2 separate regions of the Homo sapiens genome follow, and region 2 is linked to region 1. A link is an interaction called in ENCODE POLR2A ChIA-PET data of the cell type or tissue named here. Cell type or tissue: Panc1. All regions are shown on one strand. Each heading gives the region's core, and the rest is flanking DNA. Links, peaks and the distances in the headings are about the cores only.

The links. Peaks named below come from ENCODE experiments on the same cell type or tissue, not always from the same donor. Only the 100,000 strongest peaks of a DNase experiment are listed, where the experiment ranks them.
Region 2: POLR2A ChIA-PET joins it to region 1 with 5 read pairs; 4 of 35 experiments call an interaction of 5 or more read pairs at or near these places.

What each region holds. Positions count from the first base shown.
Region 1 is chr6:36,567,021-36,576,035 of GRCh38, reverse strand. No RefSeq gene overlaps it. Among named protein-coding and RNA genes, the nearest start is that of SRSF3, 23 kb to the left of the region's middle. RefSeq lists a silencer at 4,078-4,278. In Panc1, for the core only: no CTCF peak of the experiment used is centred there; a DNase peak (open chromatin) is centred at 3,176.
Region 2 is chr6:36,759,010-36,764,009 of GRCh38, reverse strand. CPNE5 (copine 5) reads left to right here. Exons shown (of 21, transcript NM_020939.2): 12 at 1,018-1,093. Among named protein-coding and RNA genes, the nearest start is that of RAB44, 64 kb to the right of the region's middle. RefSeq lists enhancers at 3,770-4,738, 4,574-4,763. In Panc1, for the core only: a CTCF peak has its summit at 4,664 (motif pointing right); no DNase peak of the experiment used is centred there.

The DNA of each region.
Region 1 (9,015 bases), core at 70-5,069:
CTAATTTTCGTATTTTTACTAGAGATGGGGTTTCACCATATTGGCCAGGCTGGTCTCAAACTCCTGACCTCGTGATCTGCCTGTCTTGGCCTCCCAAAGTGCTGGGATTACAGGCGTGAGCCACCATGCCTGGCCGAGCAACTTCTTTAAACTCTTTTGAGTCTCATTGTCATATATTTTGTATGCAAAAGGAGAAAACAAGAATGACCTAAAGCTGGGCTGATGCCTGTAATCTCAACACTTTGGGAGGCCAAGGCAGGTAAATTGCTTGAGCTCAGGAGTTAAGACCAACCTGGGCAATGTGGTGAAATCGCGTCTCTACAAATAAGACAAAAATTAGCTGGGTGTGCTGGTCTCAGTGAGAGGATTGTTTGAGCCCAGGAGGTCAAGGCTACAGTGAGCCAAGATTGTGCCATTGCACTGCAGCCTTTGTGACAGAGCGAGACTCTGTCTTAAAAAAGAATAAAAATAAAAAAATAAAAATTAAGGGCCACACACAGTGGCTCATGCCTGTAATCCCAGCACTTTGGGAGGCCGAGGCGGGTGAATCACTTGAGGCCGGGAGTTCGAGACCATCCTGGCCAACATGGCAAAACCCCATCTCTACTAAAAATACAAAAAATTAGCTGGACATGGTGGGGCACGCCTGTAATCCCAGCTACTTGGGTGGCTGAGGCATGAGAATTGCCTGAACCCAGGAGGTCGAGGTTACAGTGAACCAAGATCACACACCACTGTATTCCAGCCTGGGTAACAGAGCAAGATTGTCTCAAAAAAAAAAAAAAAAAAAGAGAGAGGGAGAAAAAGAATGACCCACCTGAATCAAAAAGGTGTGTGAAGATTAAAACAACTCTTTATTTTGAAAACTGGTAATTAGAAAAGAAAGAATTAGACATTTTACCTTCCTTTACAGTGGGAAATATATTTAGGGTAACTATATCATGTCAGTGGATAAGATAAGGCTCTATTTTATCAAAGAATGCCAGGTAATCAATATAGAAATAATGTTAGAAATATAATATCAGCATTTTGTAAGCTTTTTGCAAGCATTTTGCAAACCTTCAAGCAAGGATTGTCCATAGGTTTTTAAATCATGAGGTGACCTACCTATTAGGTCAAATTAAAATTTGAAAGCCTGACCATACTAAGTGTTGGTGAGGATATGGATGAAATGAAACCCTCAAGCATTGCTGGTATAAATGTAAAATGGTACAGCCACATTGGGAAACAGTTTGGCAATTTCTTAAAAAGTTAAACATACACTTACTTTGTGACCCAGGCATTCTACTTCTTGATATTTGCTCAAGAGAAATTAAAGCATATGTCCACACAAAGACTTGTACATGAATGTTCATAGCAGCTTTACTTGTAATAGCCAAAAAAAAAAAAAAAAAAAAAGGGAATCAACTCAAATATCTTTTAGTAGGTAAATGGATAATATGGCATATTTGGGATGCTACTTAGCAATAAAAGGAATGAACTACTATTATATGCAACAACATTGATTAATCTTAAAATATGCTGAGTGAAAGAAGTCAGACAAAAAAAGTGCATGATTCCATTTACATAAAACTCTAGAAATGCAAACTAATATATAGTGACAGGAAACAGATTAGTGGCTATTTGAGGATGTGGAGTGGGAGGAACAGAAGCAAGGAATTGTTATTATTATTTATTTATTTATTTATTTTTTGAGGTAGAGTTTCACTCTTGTTGCCCAGGCTGGAGTGCAATGGCACAATCTTGGCACACTGCAACCTCCGCCTCCTGGGTTCAAGTGATTCCCCTGCCTCAACCTCCCAAGTAGCTGGGATTACAGGCGCCTGCCACCACACCTGGCTACTTTTTGTATTTTTAGTAGAGACGGGGTTTCACCATCTTGGCCAGACTCAGCTGAAGCAAAGAATTATTAAGGGGCAAGAGAAAACTATTGGGGGAGATGGAATACACACACACACACACACACACACACACACACACAGAGTCATGCATTGCTTAAGGACGGAGGTACATTCTGAGAAATGCATTGTCAGATGATTTCCTCATTGTGGGAACATCATAGAATGCACTTACACAGGCCGGGCGTGGTGGCTTACACCTGTAATTCCACTACTTTGGGAGGCCAAGGCGGGCAGATTATCTGAGATCAGGAGTTTGAGACCAGCCTGGCCAATATGGCGAAACCCCGTCTCTACTAAAAATACAAAAATTAGCCAGGTATGGTGGCGAGTGCCTGTAATTCCAGCTACCCAGGAGGCTGAGGCAGGGGAATCGCTGGAACCTGGGGGACAGAGGCTGCAGTGAGCTGAGATTGTGCCACTGCACTCAGCCTGGGCGACAGAGCAAGACTCTGTCTCAAAAAAAAAAAAAAAAAAAAGAATGTACTTACACAAACCTAGATGGTATAGCCTATCACATACCTAGACTATATGGTATAGCCTATTCCTCCTAGGCTACAAACCTATGCAGCATGTTACTTACTGAATACTACAGGAAATTTTAACACAATGGTATTTGTGTATCTAGACATATTTTAACACAGGAGAGGTACACAAAAACACAGTAAAAAAGATTTTAAAATTGCACACTTCTGTAGGGCATGTGTCAGGAACGGGGCTTGCAGGACTGGAAGTTGCTCTGGGTGAGTCAATGAGTGAGTGTGAAGACCTAGGACACTACTGCAGACTTTATAAACACTGTACACTTAGGCTACACTAGATTTATTTATTTATTTTTCTTTCTTCAGTAATAAGTTAACCTTACCTTACTATAACTTTTTTTTTTTTTTTTTTTACTTTTTATACCTTTTTTTTTTCTTTTTTTAAGAGACAGGGTCTTACTCTGTTGCCCAGGCTGGAAAGCAGTGGCGCAATCATAGCTCACTGCAGCCTCGAACCCTTGGGGTCAAGGGATCCTCCCACCTCAGCTTCCTGAGTAGCTGGGACTACAGCATGTACCAACAGGCCAAGCTAATTTTTTTTTGTTTTGTTTTTGTAGAGATGGGGTCTCCCTGTGTTGCCCAGGCTGGTCTCAAACTCCTAGACTCAAGCCATTCTCCTGCCTCGGTCTCTCAAAGTGCTGGAATTACAGGAATGAGCCATAGCGCCAGGCATGCTACTTTTATAAGTAGGTTTGTTTACACCAGCATCACACAAACACATGAGTAAGGCATTGTGCTACAACATTGCAATGACCATGACATCACTAGGTGATAGGAATTTTTCAACTCCTTTATAACCTCATGGGAGAAACCACCATCTTTTTTTTTTTTTTTTGAGATGGACCTTTGCTCTTTTGCTCAGGCTTAAGTGAAGTGGCATGATCTCAGCTCACTGCAACCTCCCCCTCCCAGGTTCAAATGATTCTCCTGCCTCAGCCTCTGAAGTAGCTGGGATTATAGGTGCCTGCTATCATGCCCGGCTAATTTTTGCATTTTTAGTAGAGACGGGGTTTCGCCATATTGGCCAGGCTGGTCTTGAACTCCTGACCTCAGGTGACCCACCGGCCTCGGCCTCCCAAAGGGCTGGGATTACAGGCATGAGCCACCACGCCCAACCATCTTTTGTGTGTTTGTGTGTGTGTGTGGTTTTTTTTTTTTTTTTTGAGACAGAGTCTCACTGTGTCACCTAGGCTACAGTGCAGTGGTGCAATCTCGGCTCACTCCAACCTCCGCCTCCTGGATTCAAGTGATTCTCCTGCCTCAACCTCTGGAGTAGCTGGGATTACAGGTATGTGCCACCATGCCCGTCTAATTTTTTTGTATTTTTAGTGGAGATGGAGTTTCACCATGTTGGCCAGGCTGGTCTTGAATTCCTGACCTCAGGTAAATCATCCGCCTCGGCCTCCCAAAGTGCTGGGATCACAGGCGTGGGCCATCACACCCGTCCAGACCACCATCTTATATGTGGCCTGTCTTTGACTGAAATGTTGTCACGCAGTGCATGCCTGTATGTCAAAACTTATCAAATTGTACCTGTGATCGTCCTTTTGAAGTGTCAATTTAGCTAGGCTATAGTGCCAGTTATTCAGCCAAATTAATCTAGGTGTTGCTGTGACAGTCTTTTGTAGCTGTAAATTCCATAATCAGTCGACTTTCAGTAAGAAAGATTATCCAATTGTCTGAGTGGGTCTGATTCAATTAGTTGAAAGGCTTCAAAAACAGAGTTGAAAGCCATTTGTGGTGACTCATGCCTATAACCCCATCACTTTGGGAGGCTGAGGCTAGTGGATCACTTGAGCTCAGAAGTTTGAGACCAGTCTGGGCAACATGGTGAAGCCCCATTTCTACAAAAAATACAAAAATTAGCCAGGCATGATGGCACACACCTGTAGTCCCAGCTACTCAGGAAGTTGAGGTGGGAGGATTGCTTGAGCCCAGGAGGTCAAGGCTGCAGTGAGCTGTGATTGTGCTACTGCATTCCAGCCAGGGCAACAGTGAGACCCTGTCTCAAAAAAAAAAAAAAAGGAAGAGTCAGAGAGATGCAACATTGCTGACTTTTAAGATGGAGGAAGGGGCCATGAGCCAAGGAATGTGGGCAACCTCTAAGAGCAAGAAAAAGCAAGAAATACATTCTGCCTCAGAGCCTCAGCATAGAAATGCAGCCCTGCTGACACCTTGATTTGAACCCAATAAGATCCGTGTTGAACTTCTAATCCTATAGAACTGTAAGATAATAAATTTGTACTGTTTTAAACCACTGTTTGTGATAATTTGTTACATCAGCAATATAAAATTATGAATACAGTACCCTTTTAAAATGTGCCATTCTTTATATGTCAGTTATTATTATTATTATAGTATTATTTTTAAGACAGGGTCTTGCTGTCACCCAGGCTGGAGTGCAGTGGCACGATCACAGCTTATTGCAGCCTCAAACTCCTGGGCTCAGGCGATCCTCCCTCAGCCTCCTGAGTAGCTGGGACTACAGCCATGCACCATCACACCTGGCTAATTTAGAGATGGGGGTCTCGGCCGGGCGCAGTGGCTCACACCTGTAATCCCAGCACTTTGGGAGGCTGAGGCGGGTGGATCACCTGAGGTCGCGAGTTCGAGACTAGCCTGACCAACATGGAGAAACCCTGTCTGTACTTAAAATACAAAATTAGCCGGGCGTGGTGGCGGGTGCCTGTAATCCCAGCTACTCGGGAGGCTGAGGCAGGAGAATCACTTGAACCTGGGAGGCAGAGGTTGTGGTGAGCCGAGATTGCGCCATTGCACTCCAGCCTGGGCAACAAGAGCAAAACTCCATCTCAAAAAAAAAAAAAAGAGAGAGATGGGGGTCTCACTATGTTACCCAGGCTGGTGTGTGTCAATTATACTACAATAAAGCTGCTAAAAATTAAATGAAGCTGGGCAATGATACATGCCTGTGGTTCTAGTTACTCAGGAGGATCACTTGAGCCTGGGAGTTCAAGTCAAGCCTGGGCAATAAAGCGAGAACTGGTCTGTCAAAAAAAATAAAATAAAACAAAATAAAATAAATGAATGGTTAATAGAGAACTAGACATACAAACAGTGCCAGTTAATACCACATTGTTTCACTTCTACTTTCAAATTGAGGGTGAAGTGGATGCAACTGTATAGTGGGAAACACACTATTGTTCCCCTAAGTGCAGTTCAATTGTAGCATCAGTAATGGCTCTAGACCAAGTTTATGCAACCTGCCCAGAATGGCTTTGAATGCGACCCAAACTTGAAAACTTTCTTAAAACATTATGAGATATTTTTGTGTGTGATTTTTATTTTAGCTCATCAGCTATCATTAGGGTATTTTTTGTGTGGCCCAAGACAATTCTTCTAATTCCAGTGTGGCCCAGGGAAGCCAAAAGTTTGGACACCCCTGCGAGTCTAGACATTAGGTATCTTCTGATGATATATATGAATAGACAACACCACTGAGACTACAGTCTAGCCATAATGTTTAAATTGAATCTCTTTTACCTTTAGATATAACCTTTAATTTTCTTTTTTTTTTTTTTTTTGAGACGGAGTCTCGCTCTCTCGCCCAGGCTGGAGTGCAGTGGCACCATCTCGGCTCACTGCAACCTCCATCTCTCAGGTTCAAGAAATTCTCTGCCTTAGCCTCCTGAGTAGCTGGGATTACAGGCACCTGCCACCATGCCCGGCTAATTTTTTTTGTATTTTTAGTAGAGACGGGGTTTCACCATCTTGGCCAGGCTGGTCTTGAACTCCTGACCTTGTGATCTGCCCACCTCGGCCTCCCAAAGTGCTGGGATTACAGGCGTGAGCCATCACGCATGGCCCATAACGTTTAATTTTCAGTAAACATAGGGTATAAAATAAATATTTGTCACAAGTAAGCAGACAGACAAATCCAGAAGGTGAAACATTATTTTGCAGGGCAGCTGGCCTGGTCTTTTGGAAAGTCAATATCATGACAAAAGGATTGGAAGAGACTAAAGGCCATGACAATCAGATCAACGAGTAGTCCTGCATCAATACTGGTTTCAGGTCGGGCGCAGTAGCTCATGCCTGTAATTCTGGCACTTTAGGAGGCTGAGGTGAACGGATCACCTGAGGTCAGGAGTTCCAGACCAGCCTGGCCGACATGGTGAAACCTTGTCTCTACTAAAGATACCAAAATTAGCTGGGCATGGTGGCGCAAGCCTGTAGCCCCAGCTACTCGGGAGGCTGAGGCAGGAGACTTGCTTGAACCCGGGCGGCGATGGTTGCAGTGAGCCAAGATTGTGCCACTGCACTCCAGCCTGGGCAACAGAGAGACTCCGTCTCAACAACAACAACAAAAACTGATTTCAACAGATTTGATCTAAAGGACATTTTGGGGCCGGGCACGGTGGCTCACGCCTGTAATCCCCCCAACTTTGGGAGGCCAAGGCGGGCTGATCACAAGATCAGGAGATCGAGATCATCCTGGCTAACGTGGTGAGATGCCGTCTCTACTAAAAAAGAAAAAAAAATAGCCTGGTGTGGTGGCGGGCGCCTGTAGTCCCAGCTACTCAGGAGGCTGAGGCAGGAGAATGGCGTGAACCTGGGAGGCAGAGCTTGCAGTGAGCCAACATTGCGCTACTGCACTCCAACCAGCCTGAGCGACAGAGCGAGACTCCGTCTCAAACAACAAAACAAAACAAAACAAAACAAAACAAAAAACAAACAAAATACTACTACTACTACTAATAAAGGACATTTTGGGGGAAATTTGAATATGGTATAGATATTACACAAAGTGAAAGTTTACAAGAGTGAAAAGAGAGAGTTTGTTGACCAAAAAAGAAAGGTTACAAAATAGTACAAAGCTTATGATTTTATTTGGGTTAAAAAAATGTGCACTGAAAAAGGTCCAGGCCAGGAGTGGTGGCTCATATCTGTAATCCCCACACTTTGGGAGGCTGAGGTAGGTGGATCACTTGAAGTTAGGAGTTCGAGACCAGCCTGGCCAATATTGGTGAAACCCCGTCTCTACCAAAAAATACAAAAATTAGCCGGGTGTGGTGGCAGGCACCTGTAATCCTAGAAACTCGGGAGGCTGAGGTAGGAGAATCACTTGAACCTCGGGAGGCAGAGGTTGCAATCAGCTGAGATCATGCCACTGCACTCCAGCCTGGTGACAGAGTGAGATTGCATCTCAAAAGAAAGAAAAGAGGTCCAGAGTGACATATGCTAAGCTGTTAGCAGTGGAATCTTTGGTAATGTGACAATGATATTTTCTTATTTTTGCCTGCTTGGTTTTTTCTAACTTTTTATCCTGAACATGCATGATTTTATAATAATAAAACATTATTTTGGCCAGGCACAGTGGCTCACGCCTGTAATCCCAGCACTTTGGGAGTCCGAGGTGGGGTGGATCACCTGAGCTGAGGAGTTTGAGACCAGCCTGACCAACATGGTGAAACCCCATCTCTACTAAAAACACAAAAATTAGCCACACGTGGTGGCGCATGCTTGTAATCGCAGCTACTCGGGAGGTTGAGGCAGGGCAATCACTTGAATCCAGGAGGCAGAGGTTGCAGTGAGCCGAGATTGCGCCACTGCACCCCAGCCTGGGTGACAGAGTGAGACTCTGTCTCAAAAAAACAAAATAAAACAAAACAAAAAAACTCCATTATTTTTAAAAGCATATTAGAATTACATGAGCTAACAGATAACACAAATACAGTATTTTGACTACATTAAGCATACCTATGGCTGCTCCCCCGTGTCTAGCAGGCTAGTAATAACTAACATTTAGTGAGTTCTTACAAGGTGTCCCGCACACTTCTAATTGCTTTAACTGTATTCATTCAGAGGTGTTCAAACTTTTTGATGGTGACTCACAATCAAAAATACAGTTTACAGGCCGGGTGCGGTGGCTCACGCCTGTAATCCCAGCACTTTCGGAGGCTGAGGCGGGTGGATCACGAGGTCAGGCTAACATGGTGAAACCCCATCTCTACTAAAAATACAAAAAATTAGCCGGGCAGGCGCTTGTAGTCCCAGCTACTCAGGAGTCTGAGGCAGGAGAATGGCATGAACCCGGGAGGCGGAGCTTGCAGTGAGCCGAGATGGCGCCACTGCGCTCCAGCCTGGGCGACAGAGCGAGGCTCCGTCTCAAAAAAAAAAAAAAAGAACAGTTTACAGAGCAATGCAGTACACTCATGCATACACACATACTCATATACTTTCTTTTCTTTTCTTTTTTTGAGATAGGGTCTGGCTCTGTCACCCAGGCCACGGTGCAGTGGTGCAATCTTGGCTCACTGCAGCCTCAACTTGCCAGGCTCAAGCCATCCTCCCACCTCACCCTCCTGAGTAGCCAGGACTACAGGTGCACACCACCACACCTGGCTGATTTTCATATTTTTTTGTAGAGATGGGGTTTTGCTGTGTTGCCCAGGAGGGTTTCGAACTCCTGGGATCAAGCGATCCGCCCACCTTGGCCTCCCAAGTGCTGAGATTACAGTTGTGGGCTACTGTGCCCAGCCTGCACATACTTTCATACCATACACAACAGAAATAAAAGCTTTCAGAAAATAATTACCTGCCCTGACTATGTAACA
Region 2 (5,000 bases), core at 1-5,000, 190 kb before region 1:
CCTCTGGCAGTGACTGGGGAAGTTAAAGGAGCCAACCCTGGGGTCAGTGGGAGTTCTGCCATGTACAAGTCTTGGCCGTGCTTGATGTAAGCACTCCAGAAGGTGTGGGCACTGCAGAAAACACTTGCAGCCACCCAGCTGGACATCGCTCTCATTGTGTTTTAAAAATAATCTCATTAGAGAAGGGTTTAATGAACACCTTTAATCCCATCACCTGAATTTAACATTTGTTATATTTGCTTCATCTATGTTTTGCTAATGTAGCTTAAATTATAGACTTCATGGCATTTTACCTCTAAATGCTTCATTGAAAATGTCTAAAAAATAAGGGCACTTTCCCACTTACCCACAAATGCCATTATCATACTTGACACATTGAACAATATTCTTTTTTTTTTTTTTTTTTTGAGATAGAGTCTCGCTCTGTTGCCCAGGCTGGAGTGCAGTGACACAATCTCAGCTCACAGCAACCTCCACCTCCTGGGTTCAAGCGATTCTCCTGCCTCAGCCTCTGGAGTAGCTAGGATTATAGGTGTCCACCACCACGCCTGGCTAATTTTTGTATTTTTAATAGAGACGGGGTTTCACCTTATTGGCCAGGCTGGTCTCGAACTCCTGACCTCAGGTGATCTGCCCGCCTTGGCCTCCCAAAGTGCTGGGATTATAGGCATGAGCCACCGCGCCCGGCCACAATATTTTTAAATACCATTCACTATTCATTTCATATTCAAATTTCCCCAGTTGTCCCCCAAATACCCTTGTTCAAACAAGGATCCAAGTAGAAGTGGGTGCTGTTCTTCCAGGGCCCTGCTCTTTACTGGGTGACAATTGGGTTTCTTCCTCTGTGGGCAACACTGGGCTCTCTTCCCACGGACCCAGCCTGTCTGCTGGCGTGTGCCCCTGGAGTGGAGTCCCAGGTAGAATTGGGAGCCAAAGAAACGGATGTGTGCAAGGCTGGGGCTGGGCAGAGGCAGGGCACAGCCTGGCCTTGGTCTCAGCAGCCGTCTTCCCTTGCAGCCATGACTTCATTGGGGAGTTCACCACCAGTTACCGGGAGCTGGCCCGTGGGCAGAGCCAATTCAACATCTATGAGGTGAGGTGGGCACCCGAAATCCAGGGTTTGCACTACTAAGTGGCCCAGTCACTGAGGACTGTAGTGAGCCATGCACTGGGCTGGGGGCTTGGTGTGTTTTCCTGTGAGAAAGGGGTTATTGTCCCATTCTACCGTTAAGGAGACCAAGTCTTGGAGAAGTGCGAGAACTTGCCCAAAGTTCCACCATTCAGTAAGTGGCAAAATCAAGACACAAACAACCCAGACTTGGCTGATTCCAAATCACCGAGTTATAGTGTCCCCATAAAGAGCAGTTCTCACAAGCAAGAGAGATAGGAGCACGATGGGAGCCAGTATACGAAGGTTCTGGGCTTGAGACCTGAGGTCCTGAGTTCGAGGTGGCCTTGTGCTTTCAATCAGAACAGTTTCAGGGCCTGCTGAGTATCTTACCTGTTTCAGAATGAAAACTTCAAGAGAATGAGGTCAGGATACCTTCCTTGTTCTAGCCCCAGAGCTGGAGAGCCTCGGACAAGGCACCTGGTCTCTCTGGAGGTGTAACAGTAGCATTTGCCCTCAAGGGACAATGTCTGCATGTGTGTGTGTGTGTGTGAGCATGTATTTGCGTGTGTGCGCATGCGTGTGTGTGTGTGTGTGCATGTATGTGTGTGTGCGCGTGCGTGTGTGTGTATGCGTGTGCATGTGTGTGTTCTCCCTCTTTTTTTTTTTTTTTTGAGACAGGGCCTCACTCTGTTGCCCTGGTTCACTGCAGCCCCAATCTCCCAGGCTCAAGCGATCCTCCCACCTCAGCCTCCCGAGTAGCTGGGACCACAAGCACGCACCACCATGCCCAACTAATTTTTTAAATTTCTTGTAGAGACAGGATCTCGCTATGTTTCCCAGGCTGGTCTTGAGCTCCTGGGCTCAAGCGATCCTCCTGCCTTGGCCTCCCAAAGTGCTGGGATTATAGGCCTGAGCCACCGCGTTCTACTGTGTGCTCTCCCTTTTGCAATTCCCTCCCCACCTTCCAAATCTAGCTCAGGTCCTGCTCCTCTGTGAGGTCTTCCCAGCCACTCTTGTCCCCGTGCTTTCTTGTCTGAACTTCCACAGACATCATGGTTCATGCCAAACCCACTTAATGGCAGATACTTATAACCCAAATAACTGCTTGTGTTCGTATCCTGACTCTACCACTTACTAGCTACGTGACCTTGGCTAAGTCTCTGAACTACTCTGTGCCATGCAAACTGAGAATTAAATAAGTTAATGGAACAATGCCTGACCCAGAGGTCAGCACTGTCTTCTGTCACCATCTGCTGAGCACTGTGTGCCCAGAGGTTCACATTTTACAACCATCCTACCATCCTGGCACTGTCCTCATGCTAGCAGCCACTCAGCCAGCAAAGTTGAAGAGCTGGCCTTGAGTTCCATCACTGAATCCAAATCCCATGCTACCCCCACTCCTTTGCCCTGCATGTCGGTTCTGAGTGGGCAGGTCTTGTGTTCCAACTAGACTTTCCAAGGGCTGGTGAGGTGACAGCCCTGTCTGTTGCCTCCCCTCACTGGCCAGGGCACTGCCGGGCACACAGTAGGTGTGTTATACATTCGCATGCTGAATGAGATTGAACATGGCTATTGTGAAGATGGAGTGTGGATGAATTTATTTGAAAGGGCTCTAATACAGTACATTGCTTTGTTTTCTGCATCTGCAAAGAGAGAAGCTGTCTTTGTCCCCGCTCCCCCGCCCCACCCCAGTCAGAGAGAAGCAGATGCCACCATTCTCTGGCCTCCTTTGAGGAGATTTAGGGAGGTGAAGGGAAGGGGTCAGATCTCTCCGAGCTTGGCTTCTAAAGGTGCTTGACAGGCCCAGAAGGAGCTGTTTCTCTCGGGCTAAGAGCAGAAAGCATTCAATTGACTTGTTTTCTCAGTTGTTGATCCCTGCTTCTTTGTAATCAACAAGAGAAAGTGCCACACTGGGAGGCAGAAGCACTGTCTGCACACATCGGAAGGCCATCAGCTGAAAAAGGAGCACAGCTCTGGCAGTCCCAGGGGGAGGCTGGTTTGGGGCAGGAAGGCCTTGCTAGAATCAGAACTGCCTGAAAAGGGAACAGGCTCCAGCCAGTAAAGACCTGTGCCTCGGGCCCTGGCATTGCCCTAGTGTCAGGCTCCTATGTCCAGCTGTCTGCTGGCCCTTCCTGTAGCTCAGCCTTCCAAAACTGAACACATTAGCTAAACCTCCCACAGCACTCCCGTCCTCCTGGCGAGCCGGCTTCATCTCAAATATTCCCATCATGGGGGCTCAGGGCACCTTAGGGGTCATACTTAACTTCCCCATCCCTCATTCCATATCCAGTCCACGAGCAAACACTGCTCGCCTACCACCCATGTTTTCTGACATCGTTCCCCTCATCTCAGGCCACCACCACCAACTTCATCATCTCCCCCCTTATGGGGCTTTGCCACAGCCTCCTTTCTTCCTTCTGTCCTCTACACAGTAACCAGCGTACTCCACCAAAATAGTGATCTGATCACATCGCTCCCCTGCTTAAAATCTGTGTAGGGCATTCCACCCACCTCCTTAGCCTGGTTCGCACATGGGAGGTGGGAAGAGATACTGAAAGATGCTCCCACCGCAGCTGAGATCCACTGACCTACAGGGTGAAGTTCCAAGCTCTTTCATTTGGGATGCTGTTTCCCCAGCCAGCCACCCGCAATCTGTGTATGCGTGCTTTTTTTTTTTTTTTAAGATGGAGTCTCATTCTCACCCAGGCTGGAGTGCAGTGGCACAATCTCGGCTTACTGCAACCTCCACCTCTACTTCCAGGCTCTAGCTATCCTCCCACCTCAGTCTCCCAAGTAGCTGGGACCACAGGCACACACCACCACCCTGGCGATTTTTTTTTTTTTTTGCATTTTTGGTAGAGATGGGTTTTTGCCATGTTGCCCAGTCTGGCCTCCAACTCCTGAGCTCAGGTGATGCACCCGCCTCGGCCTTGCAAAGTGCTGGGATTTCAGGTGTGAGCCACCACGCCTGGCTGTGCATGTAAATAAAAACACACATCACATGCCTTTGGAGGCCCCTAGGAGCTGGCCCCTGCCCCTTCCCTCTGCCCATTCCCACATTCATCCCCGTCCTGCCACCTGAGGCTCTCTGAACCTCCGTGCTGTCTCAGCCTCCAGGGCTCGATTCATATGGGTGCCTCCACCTGAGACTCCCTCTTGTCTTCTCCTGGGTAGGAGCTATTGGTCCACGGAGCCTCCCTGTGGGTGTTCCTCCTCCAGGAAGTTGTGTCCACCTGCACACCCGCCCCACCCCAGAGCCTGGAGTGGACACTTGTCAGTGCTCCTGGGGTTCCTTCTGGCTATTTTCTGTTTTGTGACACTATTCAACCCCTCAAAGACCTTGAAGTCCTCAGGGTGGGGGTTGTGTTGCACTTACTGCTGCATCCCCAGAGCCAGCACAGCTCCTGGCCCCTAGGAGCCCCTCAGTGCCCCCACCCACCCCACCTAATGTGCGCAGGAGGGCAGATTCCAGACCTGTCCTGTCCCCGCCTGACCACCAAGAAGAAGGGAGGTGACTTAGTGGAGGGGCAGCTCCTCGGCTGGCCCCTAGGTGGCGCTGGCCCCCTGCATGGGATTCACCGTGGCGGGGCTGGAGAGGCTGAGGCTGGGAGCATGAAACCTCAGGGTAAACAGGGATCTGAGAACAGAACATTGCTTTAACATTAAAGCAGTTATATCAGAGAGTGGAAATGTGGAATACAGGCTAATTTAAAGATAACATAGAAAGCTTAGAAGAAACATGCTTGTGGCCAAATCTTTGGTTACTCTCAGGACTCCGGGTTCATTCTCCCCAGCTGGGAGGGCTATGTTGGAGCAAAAGTTTGAGATGCTGTCCATTCCGATAGTTCAACACCCTCAAGGGAGAGATTGGGAAACTGAGGCACAGTGC